Linked DNA regions of Homo sapiens: region 2 is linked to region 1. The links are chromatin contacts, found by Hi-C in ENCODE. All regions are on one chromosome and are shown on one strand. Each heading gives the region's core, a stretch centred on a gene start or an enhancer-like site at or near the end of the contact. The rest is flanking DNA. Distances are from core to core; before and after follow the strand shown. Region 1 holds the start of SNAPC4 (small nuclear RNA activating complex polypeptide 4). Region 2 holds the start of FBXW5 (F-box and WD repeat domain containing 5).

Region 1 (2,700 bases), core at 31-2,530:
GAGGGCATTTGAGAAACGTTCACAGAGACACACACTGAGACTGCCCAGGTGGCAGGCACTAACAGCATGGTTGGGAAGGAAGCTCCCAAAGGGAAGGCTGGCTGTTCTCTGTACATCCAGAACAACGCCTGGAACGTGGCAGTGCCTGACACTAACAAATGTTTGTCAAGCTTTTTTCTTAGGAACTGTGGTCCAGGAAGTCTGAAGGGAGAAGGACGCTAGAGAGAGAGTGGGAGAATGAAACATTAGCAGAGAAAATCTAAAGGAATCACTAGCACAGACCCGGGAGCCCAAAACACCCAACAACAAAGAGAAACGCCCTCCCCCGTCCTTGGCGTGGCTCTCCCTGCTGGAGGCTGACTGGGGCCCTGCCCAACTGGAACAAAACCAAAGCATCCACCCGCGAGCACCGTTAGCCGCATCAGCAGCCCAGGTCCCCTCACTCCTTCACAAAGCCCCTTGTTTATGCCCGAAATGCTTGTGAACCTGTAAACTCAGTTAACAGCCGGCCAGAGGCAGAGCTGGCAGCGACCGCAGGCTGGTTCAGCGCCTCCGGGCCGGCGGAGACGCTTTCCTCTGGAAGCCTCACACGAGGCTGCTGCCTCCCCCTCCCCGTGTCGCTCAGGTGAGCAATGATCAGCAGGAAGGAGGTCAAAGTCACACGTGCTGAGCCACTGACATCAGGGGCTGTCCCTCTCCCCGCACCCCTCTCCCAAGGGCTGGTCATGAGGGCTGCCCACCAAGACGGAGCGCAGCAGGCGGTCCCTCCAGCCCCAGCTGCGGGGACGCCACCCAGACTCGGCTGGGCCCAGGGAACCCCAGGATGCGCCAGGACGATGGGCGTTTAGGCACTGGCTTGGGAGACAGACCCGGCCCAGGCCCAGTTCCGCCTCCTGCTCGCTGCGTGAACTGGGGAAACCCCCTCCGAGGCTCGGCCACCGCGGAATCGCCGGCGCAGTCCCCGAGACGCACGCGGGCGCCCTGCAGCCGGGGCCGCCCCGCCGGAGCCTCCTCGGAGCCCGCAGCCCGCTCCCAGCCGAGGGGCTCCCAGGGCCAGAATCCCCGCGCGCCCAGGCTCGGCCGGACGGGGGCCACGCCGGGCCTCAGTTTCCCCGACTTTGGGCGCTGCCCCGCCCCCGTCCCGGGCCTCGGCTATCCGCTCCTCGGGACAGCGCCCCCTCCACGGGGAGAGCCCTGAAGCTGCCGACGCCACCCGCGCCTCACCTGCTGGGCGCACACCTTACCTGGCCGCGCGGACCCCGCCGTCGCCCGGGCGACTGCAGACTCGACGCTTCCGGCGGCTGCAGAACAAGAGCGCCGCGCGCCGGAAGTCCCGCCTCCTGAGGCGCGGGGCACGCCGGGACGGCCGCTGCGGCCTGCCGGGACTAGAGAGGCGAACGGCTCGATGCTGCCCTCGCGCGGCCGCCCTGGGGGCCGCCTCCGCGCGCTCTGGAGGGGCGCGGGTGGACGCGGGACCTCAAGGCAGGGGACAGACAGGGACAGGCACCCGGCCACCTGGTCACGATCCGGAAGACCGGCCCTTACTGGCTGTGACCTTCGGCCATCGCTGGACCTCTCTGTGCTTGTTTCATCCTCTGTTAACGGACATGTTGGGGTTTGGTTAAGCAACGGATGAGAAAGTCTACGTGAAAGGCTTTTTCCCCAGCCTGCCCTGCATGCTCAGGATCGCCGAGGCCAGGCCGATCTCCAGGCACGTGCAGGAGACTGAGGCCAGAGGGTGGGGGCCCGCACCACACAAACTCGCTTCCCTGGTCACCTGTGCACACCCTCTGGGGTCTCCTGGCCTGGAGAGCTGCCCCGGGGCCCTCCCCTAAGTGGGCATTCATTCCTTCAGGAACGTGCCAGGGCTAACTCGGCCGGGAGCTGGGCAGGGGCCTACAGTTCCTGGCTCCTGAGAGCTTCTAAGTATCGGTGCTGCAAAGACATCCTGGGCCCAGCCAGTTGAGGGGGCCTCCACTCCAGCCTGGGGTGAGCTAGGGGCATCAGCTGGAGAACTATAAAGAGGGTTTGCCCTGCCTACCTAGGAGGTGGGCTTTTGGTGGCAAAGGGCTAGGCCCAGGTGAGGCCAAACTGGGAGCTAGGGATTGGCAAGAAACAGATGGAGGGGATGGAACCAGGCGGCTGGGGGCTCCTCGAGCGCCTCGTTTCAGTCCCTGCATCGGGCTTGAAATCTGGAGGCAGAAGGCAGGCACTAAATACCGCGCCACAAATTGTATTTTTAAACTTCTTACTATCAAACGCTTCAAACACAGACATCAAAAGAGAGGGGTGCGCAAAACCCACATGCCCATCCCCACCGCGCTTCCCTGGGCCCCACCTGCTCCATGAGCTGCTGGCATGAGGGCCAGGGGACCACCCCACTTCACACGCATCTGGTGGATGGGACCCGCCTGGCGATCTGGCCTTTGTGACCCCCACCCCATCAAATGCTGTCTCTCCCAAAGGGCCTCAGGGAAGGCCTGTGGCCTGAGGCATCCTCCCCAGATGCCCCCATCCTGCTGCTACAGGGCTCCCAGAGCTGCCTATACACTCAGAACCTCATTCCGGCACTTCCCAACCACAGCACCCTGTCTCAAGTCAGCTCTGCCAACAGAATCCAGAGCCTGCTTTCACCAACCAGCAGGAGCAGGAGGCGCATAGGGCTACGCAGCAGGACCGCTCCACAGTGACTGCTGGAAA
Region 2 (2,844 bases), core at 345-2,844, 540 kb after region 1:
GTGGGACCCTCTCCTCAGCACTCAGGGCCACCCTGCACCGCTCCTGATCCTCTGTGGTCCCTCCGCTGGATGCAGGGAGGCTGCTGTCACCTCTGGCCTGACCCACCCCCCCCCCCACCACCACCTGGTTGGAACGCCTGGGTCCTGGGACCTCCGTGCTGCGGCAGAGCTGGGTGGGGTGTGCAGGACACCTGGCCGTCCTCACCTTCACAGTGCAGTCCTTGGAGCAGGACGCGAACTGGTACCCGGAATGGGAGAAGCTGAGGTGCAGGACCTGGTCTGTGTGTTCCCGCAGCGTCTGCACCTCCACGCAGGGCACCGTGTCATACAGCCGCTGGAACTCCTCGTACCAGGACATGGCCGCTGCGGGTGGGCAGTTGTCAGTCCTGGGCCCGGGCCTTCCTCGCAGTCACGGCCATGAGCCGAGTGTGGCCCCAGCAGTCCTGGCAGGCCCCGTGGTGCCCCTGGAACCCACTAGTCATGGCATAGGCCTCGGCTGGGGGATTCAACCCTGTAGCTCACAGAGACCCCTGTACCCCCCACCCCCCAAGTGACCCAATGAACCCTCTGGCCTCCAAGCTCTGAGGGGCGCCTGCGCTGTGTCCTGACAGGCCTCTATCAGGGTGTGGGGGGGTGAGCATGGACACGCGGGGCCGCGGGGCGGGCCCCCAGCCAGGCTGACCCCCAAGCGCAGGGGCCCGGGGCCCTGGCTGCAGAACGTGGGTAGGGGCCCCACACGCCACTGACCTGGGTGTCGGGGCACGTCGCGGGCCACCTGGTAGTAGCGGTAGAACTGCTCCCTCCACAGGAACTCGTCCCGCGACACGGCCTGCCATTGGCGGCACACCAGCCCGGCGGCCAGCACGTCGGCCGGGCCCAGGCTCAGGAAGATCTGGTAGACCAGGCTGTCGGGGAGCAGGGGCGTGCCGCCCTCGTCCATCGTGACATTCTGCCCAGGCGGCCCTGAAACCCACCAACGGCTGCCCTCAGCCCAGGCCCGGGAAGGGAGGCCGAGAGCGGGCGTCCTGTTCCTCCAGCCCCAACCGTCCCGCCGGGAGTTCCACGGGGCTGCGTGTCTGCAGGGGACGCCCGGGTACCGCCGCCCAACCAAGGACCCGGCAGCTCCGGGCGGGCCGGGCCGGCCCCTCTCCGCCGCGTCATCCCCCGGCCTCCTGCGGCCGGCAGCGGGCGCCCCTCAGCCCGCCAGGGCCCGGACCGCCGCACGCGAGGCACGGGGACACCAGGCGCCGTCCGGGGACGGGCTTCCGCCGAGAGGAAGCTCGGGGCGGCCAGGCAGTGGCCTCCGCCCTGCGGCCCTGGAGCAGCTCTGCCCGGCGGGCTCGGGGCGGACGGCGGGGACGAGCGCACGGGCGGCCTCGGGGCTCCTGCACTCGCCCAAGGCGGGCGGGGACGACAAGGCGGGACCCCCGAGGGCCGCAGGCGCACTCACCACGGCCGCCTCCGCCCGCTGCGCCGCCCCCGCCCTGCGCGACCCGGACCCGCTTCCGCTGCCGCAGCCGCTCGGACCGCCGCCCCCGCCCAACGGGGAGCCCGCCAGGCCCGACGCCACGAGCCCCGAGGCATCGATGGCCGAGGAAGGCAGAGCGCGCGGGTAGCCCGCATCCGCCCCTCGTGCGCCTGCGCCTTGGGCTCCGGCGGCCTGGCCGGCTTTTCTTTGTGCGCCTGCGCGCACTCGGGCGCATTGGGAACAGCGCCCCTTGTGGCCAGCGGGCGGCGGTCGTGGGCGGGGTTGCAGGCGAGGCTCAACGAACGCTGGTTCGGGACCCGCCTCCGGCGCTCCCTGTTGCCGGGCCCTGAGCAAGTGGCTTCATGAACCCCGTGACGTTGGCCATGGAGATAAGACCACTGGGTGATGGTTTAAGGAAGATAACGTGTAAAGGGCTAAGGACTGTCGGTGGAAATCAGGGGTGCAGGAGAAATGGATAAACAGCCAGAGGTCAACTCGGACTTTGTACATAGGACATGGTGCCAGGGCCCTGCCAGGAAGTGCAGATCGAAGCTAGGCTCACGAGGAGGCTGGAGGTGGGGGGTGGGGAGGCAACGGATGGACATGGACTTCCTGGGCTGGGCTCTGTGACAGCAGAGTAGACTCTGTCCTGGGACTTGGTGGTGCTACCCTTGGCCTCCCACAGTCCTGCCACCCTGCTGCCGCCACCATGCTGCCCCCTGGGACTGCGACCCTCTTGACTCTGCTCCTGGCAGCTGGCTCGCTGGGCCAGAAGCCTCAGAGGCCACGCCGGCCCGCATCCCCCATCAGCACCATCCAGCCCAAGGCCAATTTTGATGCTCAGCAGGTAGAAGTTGGGGGGGGTAGAGGGAGGCAGGTAGAAGTTGTGGGAGGGGTAGAGGGAGACAGGTAGAAGTTGTTGCGGGGGAGAGGGAAGCAGGTGAAGTTGTGGGGGGTGTAGAGGGAAGCAGGTGAGGGGCCCTCCCACAGTGCCCTCGAGTTCTCCCATGGTCTGCCCCCAGTTTGCAGGGACCTGGCTCCTTGTGGCTGTGGGCTCCGCTTGCCGTTTCCTGCAGGAGCAGGGCCACCGGGCCGAGGCCACCACACTGCATGTGGCTCCCCAGGGCACAGCCATGGCTGTCAGTACCTTCCGAAAGCTGTGAGTCCCAGAGCAGCCCTGCACCCTAACCCCAACCCTCCTCTCAGCCCCCGGACTTCAGCCCTGCTCTGGCCCCTGACCCCACCCCGGCTGTGGCCTGGACTAGGATTCCTGGTTGGGGTCTCCCAGCCTGTGGTGCCTCCTCCCCGCCCCCCCAGGGATGGGATCTGCTGGCAGGTGCGCCAGCTCTATGGAGACACAGGGGTCCTCGGCCGCT

What was found. A loop is a pair of places that touch in the nucleus more often than their neighbours do. Pooled maps may share reads with other maps.
Region 2: a loop to region 1 is called in a pooled map, with 5 times the contacts of the local background. The contact joins the promoter of FBXW5 here to the promoter of SNAPC4 in region 1. A Hi-C loop is called at or near these places in 4 of 50 pooled maps.

The regions. Positions count from the first base shown.
Region 1 is chr9:136,398,890-136,401,589 of GRCh38, forward strand. It overlaps SNAPC4 (small nuclear RNA activating complex polypeptide 4), which reads right to left and starts at 1,281. Exons shown (of 24, transcript NM_003086.4): 1 at 1,245-1,281. RefSeq lists silencers at 939-1,048, 1,119-1,248, 1,319-1,528, 1,679-1,728 and an enhancer at 1,494-2,430.
Region 2 is chr9:136,943,144-136,945,987 of GRCh38, forward strand. FBXW5 (F-box and WD repeat domain containing 5) reads right to left here and starts at 1,595. Exons shown (of 9, transcript NM_018998.4): 1 at 1,451-1,595; 2 at 748-963; 3 at 206-363. The coding sequence starts at 940. C8G (complement C8 gamma chain) reads left to right here and starts at 2,100. Exons shown (of 7, transcript NM_000606.3): 1 at 2,100-2,315; 2 at 2,491-2,627; 3 at 2,786-2,844. The coding sequence starts at 2,178. RefSeq lists an enhancer at 8-773 and silencers at 609-678, 1,059-1,638.